Linked DNA regions of Homo sapiens: region 1 is linked to region 2. A link is a contact called in ENCODE Hi-C or POLR2A ChIA-PET data. All regions are on one chromosome and are shown on one strand. The core of a region is the stretch at or near the end of the contact, and the rest is flanking DNA. Distances in the headings are between cores, read along the strand shown.

Region 1 (7,099 bases), core at 53-2,552, 98 kb after region 2:
GCAGGTTCTTTTTTGTTTTGTATTATTTTGGCTTTAAACATTTTTTCTTTCTGCTTCTATTGGACCAGGGGAGTCAGATTATTTACAAAGTGCAGGTAATTTTATGAGAAGTCAAACTCCTTCTGTGCTGAGCCATGACATGCATGCAGAATGAAAAGTCAGCTCCAACAGTGACCAATCCTGCATTCTGATCTTTCTGCGTGACTGAGCCTGCTTTGTGAAAGCTCATTCTCTGGCTTGAAGCCATCTATTGACTCTTGTCACCAGAAGAATAAAATGCATGCTCCACAAAGCCTTGAGTGCCGACCATCATGGACCTCTCCACCTCATCTCCACATGCTTCCTCTCTATGTTCCACTTCTGCTGACTTTGTTAGGTGTCTCAAATGCTCAAGAGCTAACTCCTGTCTCAGGCCTTTGCTGTTTTTCGTTTTTTGTTTCTGGGACAGGGTGTGATTCTGTCACCCAGGCTGGAGTGCACTTGCTGTTTCTTGTGTCTGTAATGTTCTTTTTCCTGCTCTCTCTCTTTTTAATTTTATTTTTGCTATTTACTTATTTATTAGAGACAGGGTCTCACTCTGTCACGTAGGTTGGAATGCAGTGGCGAGATCACAGTTCACTGCAGCCTCAACCTCCTGGGTTCAAATGATCCTCCCACCTTAGCCTCCTGAGTAGCTGGGACCACAGGAATGTGCCACCTGGCTAATTTACATTTTTTTTTTTTTTTGGTAGAGACAGGGTCTTGTCATGTTGTCCAGGCTGGTCTCGAACTCCTGGGCTCAAGCCATCCTTCCACCTCGGTCTTCCAAATGATGGGATTACAGACATGAGTCACTGTGCCCAACCTCTTCCTACTCTTTATGGATGAATTTCTTAACCTTGGGTCTCAGCTTTTCAGCATTTTTCCATCTCATCAGAGATGATCTTTCCTAACCACCAAATTAAAATGATTTATTTAAAGAGCTAGATGTCCAGTCTTTTTATTAAAAATGTGGAATCTATTAGAGTCATAGGCCTTTCCCCCCAATCAGTCTTGAGGAAGAAGAAGAAAGTGTCAGTGACTCCTCTTCTGATTTGACTCTACCGTTCCACACCTATTTCTGTATGGATAACACAGAGATGCTCACTGCAATGATTACCAGGCAGCCCATTGTCAGGTAAGGCAATCAATCAGAATGCCATGACTCTCTTTGAACGTTAGTTTCACAGGACATGAAAATAACGTCTTAAGAATTTCTCAGGACCCCTTTGCTCACAGTGTACTTTCAGTTCCAGTTGCTTAACAATTATAGATATTCACACGCATCTCCATATGGCACTGAAAAATGAGACTGCATGTTCCTAAGAATGTTCTCAATTTCACATCTTATCAAATCGAATTCTTTGAAGCTCATTTTGTGAAGCAGGAAGATATCTGCCCCATGGTGACTACAGGAGAGAGGAACTCTCCTCTTCATCGCCTTTTGAGCCTTCCTCTGTTAATTGTGAAGCCTTTTGCATTGTTAAGGCCAGGCCCTGGAATGTCATTGTTTGATATTATCACAAAAAAGTTGGTTCCTGGAGCTCAATTTTGCTGGCAGAAATGGAGACAGGGATGAACAAAAGCATTTTTAAATGTAATAAAAAGTGAACTAAGGATCACAGGATATGAATCCTGCAAAGAACTTGTACTCTGTAATCAGTTTATTTATTTTTTTGGTTGCTTACAGCCTTCTTTGTTTTTCCCATTACATAGGGGAAATCCATGGGGTCAGGACTATGTATGTCCCTTTTAGGGCTTCTATGCCCAGCACTCAGCATCAAACTTGGCACATAATAGGTGCTTAGCAAGCATTTGTTGAATGAATGAATGGATAGCTGGATGGATGTGTGGATGAATGGGTGGGTGGCTCATTGGTATGCTTCTTAGATGAGGAGTCCATAAAAATTCTTCCCTTAGTCAGAATATTCCTTGTGTCTTCTGTGGGTGGGGAGGGGTCTGTGGTTCTTAGCAAGTTCCAATTTTTTGCCAAAGAAGGCACATTCACACACATGTAACTTCTCAGCTTCTCCAATTTTCCCGTCTCTAGCTCCCACATGACCAAGTCTACCTAGTACAGAGAAAAACATCCCCTAGCACCATGTTGGCTGATGGTGACACCTCAGGGCTCCAGTTTCTACATTCTGTGTCCCAGGATGTTGCAATCACAGCTATGCAGAATCACTTGAAAAGAATCAAGTGACCTCCCCTTTTCATAGCCGGAAGCCTGGAGTTCAAATTTACCCTAGTTTTGCTCCATTTCAAGGTGACCAAGACCCCACTGGGATGCAGACACCATCCAAGTCCCTGTCCTGTCCTGGGTGGGCCCTTTAAAAAACTCTTGGAGGAATCTGACTGCCAGAGTCCAGGCCCATTTAAGGGACAACCACAGACAAAGTGGTTTTAAACAGTATTTATTAGGGGATCCTAGGTAAAGTTGTCAGATTTAGCAAAAACAAAGGAACAAATGAAAACGAAAACCACAAGCTCAGTTAAATTTGAGTTTCAAATAAACATGGAGAATTTTTTCAGCATGAGTATATTCCAAATATTGCATAGGACATAGTCATACTAAATGCTATTCCTTGTTTATCTGAAATTCAAATTTGACTGGGTGTCATGTATTTTAACTGGCAACCCTACCTCCTCCAGCTCTCAGTAGCCACAGCAGAAAGCAAGGAGGCAGCTTTGAGGATGAAGGTCAGGGTCACAACTCCTAGTTACCTATTTTGTATTTTGAAGTTCCTCCCTTGACTTACTTTGTAAAAAGGGCTCCATTGATTTTCTTTTTTTAATTCTTGACCTAAACCTGAAAACCTCAAGTTTGACCTTCACATACAAGAAAGATGCCCCATGCAGTGGGCATTTGTCCAACTTGGGGTGTGGCTTTTCTCTCGTGTGGGTCTCAGGCTAGGTGGTAAGCAGAGAAAAGAGATCATGATGGTGAGGGGGTGGTGTTGGGCATGGTGGCTCACATCTGCAATCACAGCACTTTAGGAGGCTGAGATGGGAGGATCACTTGAGCCCAACCAGGAGTTTGAGACCAGCCTGGGCAACACAGTGAGACCCCATCTCTACAAAAAAAAAAATTATTAGCTGGGCATGGTGCTATGCACCTACAGTCTTAGCTACTAGGAAGGCTGAGGTGGGAGGATCCCTTGAGTCCAGGAGTTTGAGGCTGCAGTGAGCTATGATTAGGCCACTGCACTCCAGCATGGGTAACAGAGTGAGACCTTGTTAAAAAAAAAAAAAAAGTGAGCAAGAAACAAGCAAGCAAGCAAGCAAGAAAGAAAGAAAAAGAAAGAGAAAAAGAAAAGTTCACGGAGATCAAGTACTTGGCATTTCCAGGCACCAACACCCTGAGGCAATCACATCCAGCAGCCTCTCTGGTAAGGTGGGAATGGAAGTTTGAAGAGAGTACTGGAAGAGGAGGAGGTTGGTGCTTTCAGAGGGACTCCAAAGACACAAAGCCAGGGCCTGAGGGTCCCTGAAACTTGGGTTAGAAATACATGTTTTAGGTTGGGTTCCACCAGAAGCAGACCCTGAGACAATTACTTTAGTGCAGGTAATTTACTAGAGGAGATGATCCACAGGAGGGGAGTGGGAAGTTAGCCAGGGAAGAAAAGGACCCAATGCAGGTGTATGAATGAGCAGGTTACATGGTGGGCAATGAGCTCAGTCCTGCTGGGGACCTCTGGGAGGCTGTGTAGGGCATACCTCATACCTTTAGTTGTTTCATCCAAGACGTGAGGGAGCTGAGGTATTTATTCACCACCTCCTGTCAGCCATTGGTTGAGGGCTGGGGGGTGGGGTGAATAGTGAACTGCCCCTGACACTTTCTATATGTCCTGTATGTGAGCTGATCATATCCGGTGGCCAGAGACAGCAGACAGTCACAGGTACTTGCAATAGGAAGCTGTCAGGTCAGTGGTTGCCAAGGGGATGTGGGTGGGATACTGACAGTGCCTGCTGCAGTAGCAGCAGCAGCAATAGTGGTTACTTCTGATCAAGCACCATGTACTATGTTCTCTGCTTGGAGCTTCATGTGCAGTTGTTTAAATTCTCACTGACTCTGGGAGGGAGGGACTAGCATTCTCTTTAGTTTACAGAGAGGTGAAGTCACCTTCCTATGGTCACACAGTTAGGAAAGGAAGCATCTGTTTTGCAAACTCAAGTCGTTTTGACCCCAAAGGCCAGAATCTATCTATGCTTTGCTGAAGCTGTGATTTTTTTTTCAGACTCTCAGGGTAAAGAAGGAAATGAGAAATTGCAAGACAGAGTATTTCTTAGGCAATGGCTGAGAATGGCAACTCACCACATGCCTTTGAATAAGACGTGATTATTATTAACCCATATTCTATCAAAGAAGAAACTGAGGCTCAGAGAGGCAACTTACTTGCCAAAGGTCACTCTGCTGGTAAGTGGCCCAGCTGGACTTGGGCCCCAGGTTTCTTTGGGTTTTAACCACTCTTTTTGACTGCCTCAGTTTCCCCATCTGTCATAGGAGATGGTTGAAAACATGGTATCTGAGTCTCTGGTATAGGTTGAATTGTGTCCCACAAAAGAGATGGTGAAGTTCTAATCCCCGGTATCTCAGAATGCGATATTATTTGGAAACAGGGTAATTGCAGATATAATTAGATAAGAAGGGGGCGTACTGGCGTAGGGTGGACCCTTAATCCAATATGACTGGTGTCTTCATAAGAAGAAGGAAGATAACGTGAAGACAGACACACAGGGGGAAGGTCACATGATGACGGAGGCAGAGATTAGAGAGATGCAGCTGCAAGCTAAGGAGTGCTGAAGATTGACGGCCACTACCGGAAGCTGGAAGAGGCAAGGGAGAATTCTCCCATACAGGCTTCAGAGGGAGCATGGCCCTCCTGCACCTGGAGCTTAGACTCTGAGCCTCCAGAACTATGAGAGAATACATTTCTGTGTTTTAAGGCTTCCAGTTTGGGGTACTTTTTGTTTGTTTGTTTTGAGATAGGGTCTCGCTCTGTTGCCCATGCTGGAATGCAGTGGTGCAATCACGGCTCATTGCAGCCTTGACTCCTGGGCTCAAGCAATCCTCCCACTTCAGCCTCCCGAGTAGCTGGGACTACAGGAACATGCCATTGGCCTGGGTAATTTTTGTATTATCATTATTATTATTTTGTAGAGAAGGTTTTTCACTATGTTGCCCAGGCTTGTATTGAGCTCCTGAGCTCAAGCGACCTTTTCTGCCTCAGCCTCCCAAAGTGTTGGGATTACAGGTGTAAGCCATTATGACTGGTCCGGGGCATTTATTATTATGGTGACCCGAGGAACCTAATGGAGTCTCCTTCGAGCACCACGATGAACATAGAGTGACTGCCGTTCCCCACTCTGCTCACCCCAAGAAGCACAGTCGAGGGACCCTGTTGTGTGGATTTCTCATGGGTGATAAAGAGAAACCATATCATTATAAGAAAGTGAAGTTAAAATTGTCACTATTTTCATCCTGTTCTAAATTATATATTAATGCAGACTACCTCAATAGAGGCTCAAATACCCCCCATTTTAATGCCATATATGTATATATATATATATATATATATATTTTTTTTTTTTTTTTTTGAGATGAGGTCTTGCTCTGTTGCCCAGGCTAGATTTCAGCTCACTGCAACCTCCGCCTCCCAGGTTCAAGTGATTCTCCTGTCTCAGCCTCCCCTGGTAGCTGGGATTACAGGTGCACATTACCACGTCCAACTAATTTTTGTATTCTTTAAGTAGATATGGGGGTTTCACCATGTTGGCCAGGCTGGTCTCGAACTCCTGACCTCAAGTGATCCACCCACCTCGGCCTCCCAAAGTGCTGGGATTACTGGCATGAGCCGCCATAACTGGTCTTAATGCCATATTCTATTTTTAATAGAAATGTGTACAAAACAAGGAAATATCTTGCTCAATCATTAAAAGAGCTGTCTGTAAAACCACAGAGAGAGAGAGACCCCTTTTCATCTCCTTATCATACGATCTCCCCAGAGTTTGTTTAGCTGGTCTTATTTCTTACATTTCTTACATTTAAGTTAGGTGGTGTCTTGTCTTAGTTTGCGATCCCCGGCAAATGGGGTCTGAGAGGAGGGTTTGGATGCAGGAGGGTTGGTTGGAAGGAGATGCAGGAAGCAGGAGTGAGGGAGCGGGGAGATGAGGAAGAAAAGCAGGCCACCATATGGGGGGCATGTGTAGCTGGTTATCACTGGGGGAAACTGGGACTCTAGCCTGCAACACATCCTCTGAGGAGCCCCGCAGAATGTGCCTCAGAATTGCTCCCTTGAGGGATGGGGGCATTTGTCCCTCAACTCCTGAACCCCTAGCAGAGGGCCAGCCCTGGGGACGTGAGTGCCTTGTACTTGTTGGCTGCACCTAGTGGAGAACTAAGCTGCTTCTGCATCTTTGGAGATGTCCCTAAGGCAGAAAAGTGGAGTCGTTTCCTGGCTGCTGCTTGCGAAGAGTGTTACTAGTCTGCATGGAAGTGTGTGCCACAGCGATGCAGAAATCGGAGGTGGTTCAAGGCCGTGAAATGCAGGCAAACAATTTCCCATTAGTCATAAATGCTGAGGGTGTCAACAGGCTCAGTGTGGAATCATGATTAGCACTGGAGCCATGCTGTCTGGGCTGGAATTTCAGCACAGTTCTGTGTCATTGGAGCGCCCCTCTGAATTTCAGTTTCCTTATCTGTGCAATGAGAACAACCACAGTGCTTCCATCCTGGGATGAATATTAGTTGGAGTAAGACACAGGAAGCTCTCGGCACAGCCAGAAGCACAGAGGAGGTGCTCGGTGAGCATCCCCTCTCGTCCCTATTGTCCAGACACGGTCTTTGAATTCTGATGACCTGGTGGTGGGAGAAAGGGGCAGAGGTGGATATTCTTTCCTGGACAGTCAGGAAAGTTAAGAAACAAAGGAGAGAAGATAAAAGGCAATTGTAGCTCCAGCCAAGTGGACCAGGAAGGACTTTGCCACTTTAGGGACTTAGCCTGGCTCATGTTATTGATTTGCTTGGAGTATGGGGTACCCTCCCTGAGGCCCCTCTTCCTCTTCCTCCCCAAGTCTTCAC
Region 2 (6,697 bases), core at 1,328-3,827:
GGCCGGAAGGACATGAGCCGATCACTGCGGTAGCTGCTCGACCATGTGTTCCAGCGAGGGTACTCGCCCTTCTCCAGGATGAACATCTCCCCGCGGAAGTTGGACTGCTCAAAGGCGACCCAGCTGGATACAAGAAGGACCATGAGGCAGACAGGAGACATATGGTTAGTAGAAGCCCCCACTCCCTACTTGCCTTTCTCTCTCCCCTGGCAAGGCAGCCCTGAGGACAGTAGGAAAGTCCAAAGGGGGCTGAACATGTCTGGGTTTGATTTTAGGCTCTGACACTTACAGGCTGTGTGACTATGGGCAAGTGACTTTACCTCTCTGAGCCTTTGTTTCTCATCTACACTCATATGCCTGTTTCCTTGGAGTTGGTGAAGGATTAAGTGAGATAAATGTGTGTGATTATCTGAGCACACTGTTTCTCTAGATGTAAGGTTCATACATGCTTCAAGTACTATCAGGACTTGGAGCCAAGGAACACATAGACATTTGAAACTTGACGCCAGCTAGGAGAAAGGCTCGTTTGATGTTAATGTGCCTTTAACACTTACTAATCTCTCCTTTTTTTCTTTTGTAACAAAGAGAGAAAAGACCACTAGCCCAGAACCTCCAGCAGACAATGGTGTAATAGCAACATAATAATACCACTTTTGTGTTTATTGTTAATTTTGTATGGATACCTTTTACTTATAGGAAATAATACTAGCCTTCCATTTGTAAAAAGTGGTGTCAGGGTTCTTTTAAAATGTGTTTATTTGTGGTTAGCAGGATCATTTTAAATGAAATATATTAAATGAACGACAGTCTCGGAGGTACAGGGGTAAGGGAAAAATTGATACAGGTGTTTGCATCCTTGCTGGGTAAATACTGGCCTGGTATTCGGGAGATACTCAGTAACTAGTATGAGGCAATGGGAAGGGAATGATGGTAATATCTACCCTCAGATACCTATGGTAATATAATGTGATAGCGCTTATGAAGATGCTAGGTTCCTTACATGGACTAATTAGAAGTTTGAAATTAGATGGAAGATTTTCCTGGCTTTCCCAGTGAAGATTGATTAAGGACAAGAAGTGAGCTTGTGTTACAGGGACCAGGGATTGTGGCAGTGCAGGTGGGGTAGATAAGACAATCCCCATTCCGTAGATGAGAAAGCTGAGACTAAGGAACTCCTTGACCTTTGCTCCCCGTGTGTTCAAGAGTTCTTAGGAAAAAAGAGACGGATGAGGGGACACTGACACTAGCATCTTCTCCCAGGGGGCTGCTGGGACCCTGCTCTCCCCAGAAGGAGACAAGGATGATGGGCTATCACCATGGGCTGAGACAGAATGCATCACAGGAGCCTCAGGTCTTTGTCTGAGAGATGAGTTAACCACACTGGAGTAAATTAAAGATATGTTTGTCTTCCCAGAATAGAGTTGCATTTGCCTCAGCCCTGTCTGGTCTGGAGTAGAAGAGAAATAAATGGGAGAATAGATGGATGGATGGACAGATGAATGGGTGGATGGATGGGTGGATGAAAGGATGGTTGAATAGATGGATAGGTGGATGGGTAGATGGACAGATGAATGGATGCATGGATAAAGGGATGGATGAAGGGATGGTTGAATTGATGGATAGCTAGATGGGTAGATGGATGGGTGGGTAGATGGATAGATTTATAGATGGATGGGTGGGTGATGGAGAACACATGGTGGGTACGTGTGTATAAATGGAGAATGGATGTATGTATGGATAGATCAATAGACGAATGGGTAGATGCATGGGTAAGTAGATGGATGATGAATAAATGGGTGGATAGACGCATGGGTGAATAAGAAGGGAGCCTTGGAAGGTGGTTTCATGTAGGAGTTAAGAGGACAGACCCTGGAAACAGACAGACCTGAATTCTAATCCAAGCTTTGCCATTTGCTGCATGCATTTGGGCAGCACTTACACCTGCTAAGCTTTAGTAACAGAGAAGAAATGATACATCTACTTTGTTGCATCTACCTTGTTGGGAGATTATGAGGGCCTAAAAGAGGGAATGCATGGAACAGATACAGCACAGAGTAAGCCTCCAAATTAATACTGTTCCTGATTAAAGGGAGAAGGAAACTGGAGGTCTAGGCTTCTGGAAAAACAGACACTGATGTGGTCTTGCCACCATGCCCAAGTCCCCCTAAAATCTCCCCTATCTTCTTCAGCAGGACCAGTGAGGATCTAAATTTTAAATGTTTATATCTATGCCTTTTCTTATCTCCCATGGCTCATTTCAACCCGCAAGCAGGGAGAGAGGGTAGGGCAGGAATTTTAATTTATAAGATATGGAAACTGAGGCTAAGAGGGGTTAAGTCCCCAGCCTAAGGTCACATGATGGTGTTGGGTGTCAGGCTGCAGTCTCCTGGGTTTCAGGCAGGCAGGCCTCCTCACTTTCCCCATGCCTACCTCACCCTCTTCATTCTTTTTTTCCCATGGCCCTGCCAGCGCCCACACAGACCCAGGCCCCCGGACCACAGGCCCGTTTCCATGCCCATCAGGCACGGCTCCAAGGCACACGTCAGACACCAGCTGCATCTTTGTTTGAGGAGAAATACTCTGGGTTTGAGTCACTGGTACCAAAAAAAGCCTGAAAACCCATGCTGGCCACATCCGGTAGCTTCTGCTTCCAGCTGGGTTTTGGGGCTGAGGGTGGAGCTGAGGCTGCGTTGACCACACTGAGGGTGCAGGAGGTAGAAATGGTCCCGGGTAGCCTCCAGGATAAGTTGGCTAAATTCACCGGGCAGGGAGGTGGGTACGTGACCATCAGAGTCACCTGCCATGTTTGGGTGCCCACAAGGTAACAGGCCCATGCTGTATGATCTCCCTCAGACCTCAGCATAATCCTGTGAGGAGTGGTGAGGGCCATCCTTCTCCCCATTTCAAAGATGGGGAAACTGAGGCTTGCACACTGAACAAGGCAAACAGGGGAAGTCAGGACTCAAACCCAGGCTTGTCTGACCTCAAAGCTCATCTCGGAATGGGCTCAGAATACAGGATGACTGGAACCCTTGCAGGCTTTCAAAGTGGGGGAGACAAGAGCAAACGAGCTGCGTGGATCTTGTCCTGGGGCTGCCCCTCCACCCTGACCTCAGCACACACAGGCTGGACATAGGGCAACCACTCTGCCCAAGGATGACTATCCCTGTTTTATATGGGAGTCACTAAGGCCCAGAGACACCCACAGAGACAGGAACAGGCAGTGAAGCATGGTGATTAAGAGCTTTAGGAATGAACTCAATCAACCTGAGTTGAATCCTGGCTGTGCCACTTACCAATAGGTGACCTTGGGTAAGAGACTCACCCCCTCTGAGCCTCAGTCTTTCCATCTGTCAAGTGGGCATAAGAATAGCCTCTGCCTCCTACAGCACTGTGAATCATCTAGGTGTGGTCCCGAGTCAGTGCCTGGCACCTGGTGGGTGTGCCACAGATGCTTATCATTACTCCCAGGCAGCTGGACGCCCAGGAGAGGGGACAGCGAGTGGACACTTCACTCTTTGACCTCTCTCAGCCCTCGGTAATGGGCTAGAGTTTGTTTTTTTTTTTTTTGTTTTTTTTTTTTTTTTGAGACGGAGTCTCGCTCTGTCGCCCAGGCCGGACTGCAGACTGCAGTGGCGCAATCTCGGCTCACTGCAAGCTCCGCTTCCCGGGTTCACGCCATTCTCCTGCCTCAGCCTCCCGAGTAGCTGGGACTACAGGCGCCCGCCACCACGCCCGGCTAATTTTTTGTATTTTTAGTAGAGACGGGGTTTCACCTTGTTAGCCAGGATGGTCTCGATCTCCTGACCTCGTGATCCACCCGCCTCGGCCTCCCAAAGTGCTGGGATTACAGGCGTGAGCCACCGCGCCCGGCCGGGCTAGAGTTTTTGCTATAGTAGAAGCAGCATTTCTCCAGAGCCCAGAACCATGGCTTACTGCCAGTGTGATCTTATGCTAATTGGATCACCTCTCCGAGCCTCAGTTTCCTCATCCGTAAAATGAGATTGAGAACAATTCCTCCCTCTTCAGTTTGATATGAGGATTGGACATAATGTATGTGCCAGGAGTACGAACGGCCGCAGGCACAGAGCAGATGCTGGAGAAATGGCAGCTACTGTTGTGTGGTCATTTTACTGTGGCAGAGAGTGTGCCCCTCCGCCGCCCAGTACTCACGGTCCCGCGGAGACAATGATGCTGCGCACACGGTCGAAGCCACGGTCTGCCAGATTTGAGCACTCCCCCGAGAATTCTGCTCGACGGCCCTGGAAGTTTTCCAGTTCGAAGACCACCAGCTGCAGGAGAGAAGCCCCCATGCCAAGGGCAGAGTGAGGGGGGAGTCAAAAATTCATTAAGTATCTACATAAATAAAAGCCAGCAGTGCAGGAGTCACATAAAAGTGTGATGAGCCACAGTTTGTGAAATGATCCTGTCCTCCCATCCCCCAATTCTTTACTGATTTTTGTTTTTTGTTTGTTTGTTTGTTTTTCTGAGTCTCACTCTGTCGCCCCAGCTGAAGTTCAGTGGCGCAATCATGGCTCACTGCAACCTCCGCCTCCCAGGCTCAAGCGATCCTCCCACCTCAGCCTCCGAGTAGTTGAGATTACAGGCACCCACCACCATGCCTGGCTATTTTTTGTAGAGACAGGATTTTGCCATGTTGCTCAGGCTGGTCTCGAATTCCTGAGCTCAAATGATTGGCCTGCCTTGGCTTCCCAAAGTGTTGGGATTACAGGCATGAGCCATTGCACCTGGCCTCATGCCCTAATTCTGAAGCTAAGATCTGCGCCATCATTAGGAACTTATGAACCTCCCTTTCAGGCCTTTCTTTGTGCTATTCCTCCTGCCTGGAATGCCTTCTCCACCACACATATCCAGCTTGGAGCTCCCACTGCCTAACTGAAGTTCCCTAATACGCATTCCAGCTCGTTATTCTGTTTTAGGCTCAGGTGCCACCTTCTCCAGGAAGCCTTCTCTGATTGCCCCTTCCTCCATCGGCCTTGGTTGAGCATCCCCCACTGTCCTCTCCCCATTAGCAGCACAACTAACCCACCACACAGTCACTGCTGTTTTGCTTTGGGGTCTCCCTCTCTCTCTGCACTCCCTCTCTCCCATTACCCAGCCCCTCCAAAGACCAAGGACTCCTCCAGGGCAGGGCCTGAGGTTGATCAATTTCTGTATCTCCAGCCCCAGCCCCAGTACCTGCCACAGAGCTGATGCTCAGGAGACACTTGCAAATCCAACCCTCCACAACATAGGGGAAAACTTGAGCTAATCTTCTCTCCTCACTAAGCCTCATGTTTGGTTCCTTGTCCACTTGCTGTTCCAAGTTGGGACAACGTTGCCATTCACATGGACCAAGGCACAATTTTCTGCCTTCTTTGAGCCTCAGTTTCCCCAGCTGTAAGAGGAGGGGAGGTTCATATAACCATGACCCAGCACTTCCACTTCTACCTTTGGTTGCCCAAGAGAAACTCCTGTATGTGTGCCCCGGGATGTTGCGGGAAGTCAGGGACCCCAAACGGAGGAACTGGCTGAAGCCATGGCAGAAGAACGTGGATTGTGAAGATTTCATGGACATTTATTAGTTCCCCAAATTAATACTTTTGTAATTTCTTATGCCTGTCTTTACTGCAATCTGTAAACATAAATTGTAAAGATTTCATGGACACTTATCACTTCCCCAATCAATACCCTTGTGCTTTCCTATGCCTGTCTTTACTTTAATCTCTTAATCCTGTCAGCTGAGGAGGATGTATGTCGCCTCAGGACCGTGTGATAATTGCATTAACTGCACAAATTGTACAGCATGTGTGTTTGAGCAATATGAAATGTGGGCACCTTAAAAAAGAACAGGATAACAGCAATTGTTCAGGGAATAAGAGAGATAACCTTAAACTCTGACCGCCAGTGAGCCGGGCAGAACAGAGCCATATTTCTCTTCTTTCAAAAGCAAATGGGAGAAATATCGCTGAATTCTTTTTCTCAGCATGGAACATCCCTGAGAAAGAGAATGCGCACCTGGGGTTAGGTCTCTAAACTGGCCCCCCTGGGCGTGGTCGTCTCTTATGGTCGACGCTGCAGAGATGAGATAGACTCCAGTCTCCCATAGCTCTCCCAGGCTTATTAGGAAGAGGAAATTCCTGCCTAATAAATTTTGGCCAGACCGGTTGATCTCAAAACCCTGTCTCCTGATAAGATGTTATCAATGACAATGGTGCCCAAAACTTCATTAGCAATTTTAATTTTGCCCCGGTCCTGTGATCCTGTGATCTCTCCCTGCCTCCACTTGCCCTGTGATATTCTATTACCTTGTAAAGTACTTGATGTCTGTGACCCACACCTATTCTCACACTCCCTCCCCTTTTGAAACTCCCTAATAAAAACTTGCTGGTTTTTGCAGCTTGTGGGGCATCACGGAACCTACTGACATGTGATGTCTCCCCCGGACGCCCAGCTTTACAATTTTTCTCTTTTGTACTCTGTCCCTTTATTTCTCAAGCTGGCCGACGCTTAGGAAAAATAGAAAAGAATCTATGTGAATATCGGGGCAGGTTCCCCGATACCAGGAGACAGGGATAAGAACGTCCAAGCCATGCTGTTCACGAGAGCAAAGCTAGCAACCACTGAAATCGTGCTTAGCAGGAAAGAGATGGTCACGCTCTGAAATATCAGGCAGCAGCCAGAATGAATGGCCGGC

What was found. A loop is a pair of places that touch in the nucleus more often than their neighbours do. ChIA-PET counts read pairs that join two places held with the same protein, here RNA polymerase II (POLR2A). Pooled maps may share reads with other maps.
Region 1: a map with no recorded cell type shows a loop between it and region 2 (6-fold over the local background). The contact joins two enhancer-like sites. A Hi-C loop is called at or near these places in 3 of 37 single-sample maps with no recorded cell type and 2 of 50 pooled maps. POLR2A ChIA-PET finds 5 or more read pairs at or near these places in 1 of 52 experiments (GM12878).

Annotation. Positions count from the first base shown.
Region 1 is chr22:26,707,574-26,714,672 of GRCh38, forward strand. The region is part of intron 1 of MIATNB (MIAT neighbor); the gene reads left to right. Among named protein-coding and RNA genes, the nearest start is that of MIATNB, 38 kb to the left of the region's middle. RefSeq lists enhancers at 1,200-1,249, 1,270-1,369. Within about 2 kb of position 1,303, at least 2 of the 41 ENCODE cell types and tissues checked have a DNase peak (open chromatin) inside an H3K27ac peak, as active enhancers do; they include GM12878, where a contact is called at or near this core.
Region 2 is chr22:26,607,899-26,614,595 of GRCh38, forward strand. It overlaps CRYBB1 (crystallin beta B1), which reads right to left. Exons shown (of 6, transcript NM_001887.4): 3 at 4,174-4,292; 4 at 1-123. It also overlaps a transcript of CRYBA4 not described here. Among named protein-coding and RNA genes, the nearest start is that of CRYBB1, 6.8 kb to the right of the region's middle. RefSeq lists enhancers at 1-142, 2,382-2,761, 5,794-6,472 and a silencer at 3,372-3,441. Within about 2 kb of position 2,578, at least 5 of the 41 ENCODE cell types and tissues checked have a DNase peak (open chromatin) inside an H3K27ac peak, as active enhancers do; they include GM12878, where a contact is called at or near this core.